Regions from separate parts of the Homo sapiens genome. Here region 2 is linked to region 1. The links are chromatin contacts, found by Hi-C or POLR2A ChIA-PET in ENCODE. All regions are on one chromosome and are shown on one strand. The core of a region is the stretch at or near the end of the contact, and the rest is flanking DNA. Distances in the headings are between cores, read along the strand shown.

Evidence for each region. A loop is a pair of places that touch in the nucleus more often than their neighbours do. ChIA-PET counts read pairs that join two places held with the same protein, here RNA polymerase II (POLR2A). Pooled maps may share reads with other maps.
Region 2: a loop to region 1 is called in a map of K562, with 7 times the contacts of the local background. The contact joins two enhancer-like sites. A Hi-C loop is called at or near these places in 10 of 168 maps with a recorded cell type or tissue (CD4-positive, alpha-beta T cell, IMR-90, K562 and 6 more), 7 of 37 single-sample maps with no recorded cell type and 18 of 50 pooled maps. POLR2A ChIA-PET finds 5 or more read pairs at or near these places in 33 of 52 experiments (A549, AG04449, AG04450 and 25 more).

The regions. Positions count from the first base shown.
Region 1 is chr17:75,322,009-75,325,316 of GRCh38, forward strand. The region is part of intron 4 of GRB2 (growth factor receptor bound protein 2); the gene reads right to left. Among named protein-coding and RNA genes, the nearest start is that of SLC25A19, 34 kb to the left of the region's middle. RefSeq lists an enhancer at 1,250-1,439. Within about 2 kb of position 1,694, at least 8 of the 41 ENCODE cell types and tissues checked have a DNase peak (open chromatin) inside an H3K27ac peak, as active enhancers do; they include OCI-LY7, where a contact is called at or near this core.
Region 2 is chr17:75,368,921-75,372,228 of GRCh38, forward strand. The region is part of intron 2 of GRB2 (growth factor receptor bound protein 2); the gene reads right to left. Among named protein-coding and RNA genes, the nearest start is that of GRB2, 35 kb to the right of the region's middle. Within about 2 kb of position 1,536, at least 11 of the 41 ENCODE cell types and tissues checked have a DNase peak (open chromatin) inside an H3K27ac peak, as active enhancers do; they include OCI-LY7, where a contact is called at or near this core.

The DNA of each region.
Region 1 (3,308 bases), core at 444-2,943:
CACCAGGACAACATCCAGAAACCAGAGAGGGACAGGCCATCAGTCATTCTCATTCTGAAGATGTTTGTAAGATAAAGAGTCCAGGCCGGGTGCGGTGGCTCACACCTGTAATCCCAACACTTTGGAGGCCGTGGTGGGCAGATCACCTGAGGTCGGGAGTTCGAGACCAGCCTGGCCAACATGGAGAAATCCCATCTCTACTAAAAATACAAAAGTAGCTGGGCATGATGGTGCATGCCTGTAATCCCAGCTACTCGGGAGGCTGAGGCAGGAGAATCACTTGAACCTGGGAGGCCGAGGTTGTGGTGAGCTGAGATCGCGCCATTGCACTCCAACCTGGGTAACAAGAGTGAAACTCTGTCTCAAAAAAAAAAAAAAAAAGAGTCCATGTGCCCTGAACCCTACCAAATAAAAACAGCCGTACTTAAGACAAAGGAGTGTGACTTAACATCCTTTGAATAAAAAAATAATTAAAATCTTATATGCAGGAAGAAGGTGAGGAGGGCTGGAAATACTTTCAACAATTCTCTCGTAACTGGGAATAGTTCAAAGTAATGTTTTCCATTCAGGAATTTTAGCTCCACTCATGGGGAAAAGGTCTCTGAACAAAAGGACGTACTGGGACAATAAAAGAGGCCCAGACTTCAAAACCCAAAAGCTTCTCCATCACTAGATCACACCCTTTTATACTGGCAAGCAAAACCGGCAACAGCGTGGCTGGCTGGTACTAGCTCACAGGGTCTGTCACAGGATATTTGGCTAAAACACCAGCCTAGCGAGGGCGCTTCTGCCTGTCCTGTTCACCTGGCCGGGCACTCTCGGCATTCTCGGCCGGATGCGGTGGCTCATGCCTGTAATCCCAGCACTTTGGGAGGCCGAGGTGGGCGGATCATAAGGTCAGGATATCGAGACCACCATGGCTAACACAGTGAAACCCCGTCTCTACTAAAAATACAAAAAATTAGCCAGGTGTGGTGGCAGATGCCTGTAGTCACAGCTACTCGGGAGGCTGAGGCAGGAGAATGGTGTGAACCCGGGAGGAGGAGCTTGCAGTGAGCCGAGATTGGGCCACTGTACTCCAGCCTGTGCGACAGAGTGACACTCCATCTCATTAAAAAAAAAAAAAAAAAAAAAGGCATTCTCTGAGAGTGCTTGTTCAATGAATGAATGAGTCCCTCCTCTCCTTCAGTCTTTCAGCTGATGGAAACCAAAGGCTTCAGAAAATCAATCCGGCAGGTGGCAGCACTGAGCCTCAAGGAAGCCACTCAGCACAAGATGCCTCGCATTTGGAAAAAATACTGCTTTACATGTTAAGACAAAATGTGGAAGGTGAGAAAGCTTCATTAGCAAGGGTATATTCCACGGCACTTCTGGCCCCACAGAGGCCCACTTCCACCCATGCAATGCAGGTGGTTTCTAAGAGCCCAGGGCCCCAATAATGAGCAGTGTTTCAAATCACAGGCTCAAAACATCCTAAAACTAAGAAACATCTGACAACTGTTGATTCTTGAACCTTTTTTGCAGAGGTGTGTGTGTTGTTAAAGAGAGTCATGACACCTGCTTTGCTTCTAAAACAATAAATGCATTAAATCCTTAAAAGATTCTACTTGAGAAAATGGAAGTTTGAGAGTTTCTGCTGAGCAAACAGGCAGCGTCCAGCCGAGCACGTGGCTGCCCCCGTGGTTTTGGCCACCACCCAGTGATTTACTGCTTGTTCCCCTCATCTTATAAGGTTTCAGTTACACTTGGGTCAGTATAAAACTAAAGAAAGACAGGTGTCACACATGTTTTTCTTTTCTTTTTTTTTTTTTTTTAAAGATGGATGGAGTCTTGCTCTTTCACCCAGGCTGGAATGCAATGGCTCAGTCTCGGCTCACTGCAACCTCTGCCTCCTAGGTTCAAGTGATTCTCCTGCTTCAGCCTCCGGAGTAGCTGGGAATACAGGCATGTGCCACCACGCCTGGCTAATTTTTGTATTTTTTTAGTAGGGACAGTGTTTCACCATATTGGTCAGGCTGGTCTCAAACTCCTGACCTCATGATCGGCCCGCCTCAGCCTCCTAAAGGGCTGGGATTACAGGCATGAGCCACCATGCCGGGCCACAACTATAAATTTAAAATCTACGTTTCAAAAAAAAAATCTACATTTTAATCACACATTAAGTGGTTCTAAAACCAAATAAGATATTCAGTTTGTTTGTTTGTTTTGGGAGACACAGTCTTACTCTGTCACTCAGGCTGGAGTGTAGTGGCACGATCTTGGCTCATCTGCCTCTCGGGTTCAAGTGATTCTTCTCTCTCAGCCTCCTGAGTAGCTGGGATTACAGGCACACGCCACCACGCCGAGGCCATTTTTGTATTTTTTTTTTTTTTTTTTTTTTTAGTAGAGACAGGGTTTTACCATGTTCGCCAGGCTGGTCTCGAACTTCTGACCTCAGGTGATCTGCCTGCCTCGGCCTCCCAAAGTGCTGGGATTACAGGTGTGAGCCACCGCACCCAGTTTTTTTTTTTTTTTTTTTTTTTTTTTTGGAGACAGAGTTTTGCTCTTCGCCCAGGCTAAAGTGCAATGGCGCCATCTCGCCTCACTACAACCTCCGCCTCCTGGATTCAAATGATTCTCTGGCCTCAGCCTCCCAAGTAGCTGGGACTACAGGTGTGTGCCACTATGCCTGGGTTATTTTCTATTTTTAGCAGAAACAGGGTTTCACCATGTTGGCCAGGCTGGTCAGTTCATTTTTGAAATGGAAAAGTCTCACGCTTTACATCAGTTATAAATGGGAAATGGTGGCTGGAAGCAGTGGCTCCAGCCTGTAATCCCAGCACTTTGGGAGGTCGAGGTGGGTGGATCACCTGAGGTCAGGAGTTCAAGACCAGCCTGGCCAATATGGCAAAACCCCATCTCTACTAAAAATACAAAAATAAGCCGGGCGTGGTGTCAGGCACCTGTAATCCCAGGTACTCGGAGGGTGGGGCAGGGAGAACTGCTTGAACCTGGGAGGTGGAGGTTGCAGTGAGCTGAGGCATGCCATTGGACTCCAGCCTGGGGGACAGAGCGAGACTCTGTCTCAAAAATAAGTAAATAAAATAAAAGGAAAATGGTTTTCTATCCCCCATTCAAAAACAAAACAATCTTAATGTAATCTAAACTAAGTAGTGATCTGAGTGTTGAATCTAATTACTTCTTTATATATAACTGATGAAGTGATCTGCCGGACTCCTGGGGAGGGTCCTATGATAATACATTAACTAGAAAATAACTGAAAGTAAAAAACATGGAAATAACAATTTAATTCAAAATCCCGACTTCAC
Region 2 (3,308 bases), core at 286-2,785, 47 kb after region 1:
CTGTTTTAAGTGCTTCCATATTTCAGTTAGTTTAATCCTCACAATATCTAATGAGTCAAGGACCATTATTATCCCCATTTTTCCAGTGAGGAAATTGTGACACAAAGAAGTTTAAAAAAAGAACAAAACTTGCCCAACATCATGATCATGGCAAATGGCACAGCCAAAGTTTGAACCCAGATAAGCTGGCTCCAGCCTAGGTCCTCTGTATCTGGCCTCTCCCCTACTTCAATCCACACTACTCAAAGTCATCCTTCTAAAACACAGCTTTGGTATATAAAAAGAACATCTTAGAAATTTAATAATTAATGATTATCCTCATTTTGCATCAACTTACCCCTAGACATTCCTAACCTAGGAGTTCACAATGCGACATATCAAAAGTAACGTATTTAAATGATTTTAAGCTGGAACAGGAGTAGCAGCACAATGTTATAGGAAAATTGAAGGTTTCTTTACACCACAGTCCATGAGCCAAAGATATGAAAATTTAAGAAGGCAAAATATAAGAAGGCATAGTCAACCTTATATTGAGAAAAACTCCCATTTATTCCTTTGCTGCTCTGAGCTCAGCTGTTAGATCAGAATGTGAGACTGAGACAAGGACTCTGGATGGATGGGTATGAGTTGCACTGGTTAAAAACTGTTTCTGGGCCAGGCGCAGTAGCTTACACCTGTAATCCCAGCACTTTGGGAGGCCGAGGCGGGCTGATCACTTGAGGTCAGGGGTTCAAGACCAGTCTGGGCAACATGGTGAAACCGTCTCCACCAAAAAAAAAAAAAAAAAAATTAGCCGGGTGTGGGGGTGCATGCCTGTAGTCCCCAGCTACTCAGGAGGCCGAGACAGGATAATTGCTTGAACCAGAGAGGCAGAGGCTGCAGTGAGCCAAGATCGTGCCACTGCACTCCAGCCTGGGCAACAGAGACTCCGTCTCAAAAAAAAAAAACTGTTTTTGACTATGGCTGATGGTATTTAAGAACTTACTGACTCTGATGCAAATGTACCTACCACTACCAGAAAAACAACTCAAAGCATATATATGTTCCTTTGCTTGAAGGATGGCATTACTTACTCAAAACATGGACCATCACAGTACTAAGAGACAGGGACACTCAATGAATGAATGCTTAAAAGTGATGCTCAGACTGACTCTCGAGGTAATGGCTAAAGCCAGGGCCCATGAGAAATGTAAATTCATTATTTTGTGGATATCATATGGTTAGCTGTTAACAGAGGTCATTGATGCAACGTTCAAGCTCCAAGGCTGCCACTAATATTCATACACCCCAAAAGCTGGCTACTATGGGCAAATTTAAAAAGATATTGGTGCCTTGTTGACTGAAACCCACTATTCCAGGCCTGGAAGAACTGAAATGTCAGTTGATGAAAAAAATTTTCAGAAGTGTGTCAAATCTGTCCGCATGAATTTCAATACGAAGGCTTTCCAAACTCTGACTAAGAGAGAATTTGTACCACTTGTTCCTTCTGACTTCAATATCTTGTTCGGTTTGGATACCTTCCAGGCTGGTACAGCTATGTTTGGCACCACAAAGCATGCCAGCCAGCCCTAGCTGTGTTGCTAATAAGAGGTCAGAACGCGTCCCTGGAAATACAGAGACACAATTAAGACTTCAAACAGCTGTTTGTTAAGCCAAGTGTTCTGGCAAAGCTTGAAAAATAGAAAACCTTCCCCTCAATCCAGCTCACTTTTTTAGCAGCAAAGTAAACTCAAGAGAGCCATCTGATGCGAAGGGACTCTTCTTCCCAGGAGGACTTCAGTCCTCTGCAAAGCTGTTCTTTGGCACTTTCCCTAGGGCTATGGGTTGTGTAAACTATGTAAATTAGAACGAATCTTCACAGTTCCTTCAAACTCTCCCTGTGAGTTTTATTCTTGTTTTTTATACATCCAAAGAATAAAGAACAAATTCAGGTGGGAAAGCCAATGTGTTCGACACCTCCTTTCATAGTTGATCTTTCTTACCCATGTTTGGACAATCTACTAAAATATAATGCCACCACGATGTTGGATGGAACAAATGTCCAAAAACAAAAACTAGTGGAAACTTGGAATGTTTATTGGGCAGTGACTTTAAGAAATAAAAGTGAGGCCAAGTGTGGTGGCCCATGCCTGTAATCCCAGCACTTTGGGAGGCCAAGGTGGGAGGACTGCTTGAGTCCAGGAGTCCGAGACCAGTCTGGGCAACATGGCAAGACCTAATCAATACAAAAATAAAACATAAAAATAAAAAATAACACTGATTAAGTATTCTTTAGATCGTAAGCACAGTAAAGTGTAATTATACTTTACAAAGACTCAAGAAAAAAGTAGTTAAGAAATCTAACCAAGGTGCTGGCAAGGAAAATAAAGGAATAAAAAAAAAAAAATTCAAGGGTTTCTATTTCTGGTCTGTTGCCTAAATAAAGGCAAAAGAGCTGCCGCAACGTAAGAACCAAGCCTGAACTCAGGCAGGACAACATTGAGTGACACAAAGAGGATATCAACTATAGACTCAGTTCACACTGAGTAGGATGAACATGGTGTGAATTTCCTCCCTTCTTGCCTCCAACACATTAAACTATGTTGCTAGGCAACTGTGCAAGATGCTGATAGAGGAACCTACTGTGAAATGGAGTAACAAAAGCACACTGTGGCAAGAGGTACACAATGGTGCTCGGGGCAGCAAAGGGGAACCCGAGGGAAAAGAAGAACACCCAGAAAACCTTCTGGAGATTGGGTCTGTTCTAAGCAACGAGAGGTGGCCAAGGCACGTAAATGCTAAAGGTTACACCACACAAAAGGAACAACATGACTGAAGACCAGAAATACGAGATAGCCCAGTGGTCAGGGAAAACAAGCAACTAACTGAAAATTGACAAAATTTTGTTTAAATATAGAAAGTAAGATCACCCAACCCATTATTTCTGACATTACTGGCAAAAGCGTTGACCAATGGAACACTGTAGAGCTTTCTGGAGGAGGATAGTAAATTATGCAAAACTGTGGTGCAAGTTAACACACAGAATTAAAATGAGTATCTACAATAAGAGTAAGACTTTGCCGAAGATTATTTGCGTAAAACACAGTTCTGAAAAGAAAACACAATAATTATGGTTTTGCTGAATTCAAAGAAATGCTGCCTCTGCTCTCTGGATATGTCTCAGATGCTGCTGTCTGCACATTTAGCTCGAGACCACATTACACATCCAATGACACAAGGCACCCAAATTAAAAGAGAAAGCACTAGACTCAAGAACATCTTACAGGCCACCCCCGAGCAGTGAGCCTAAGAGAACTCTTATTTCCACT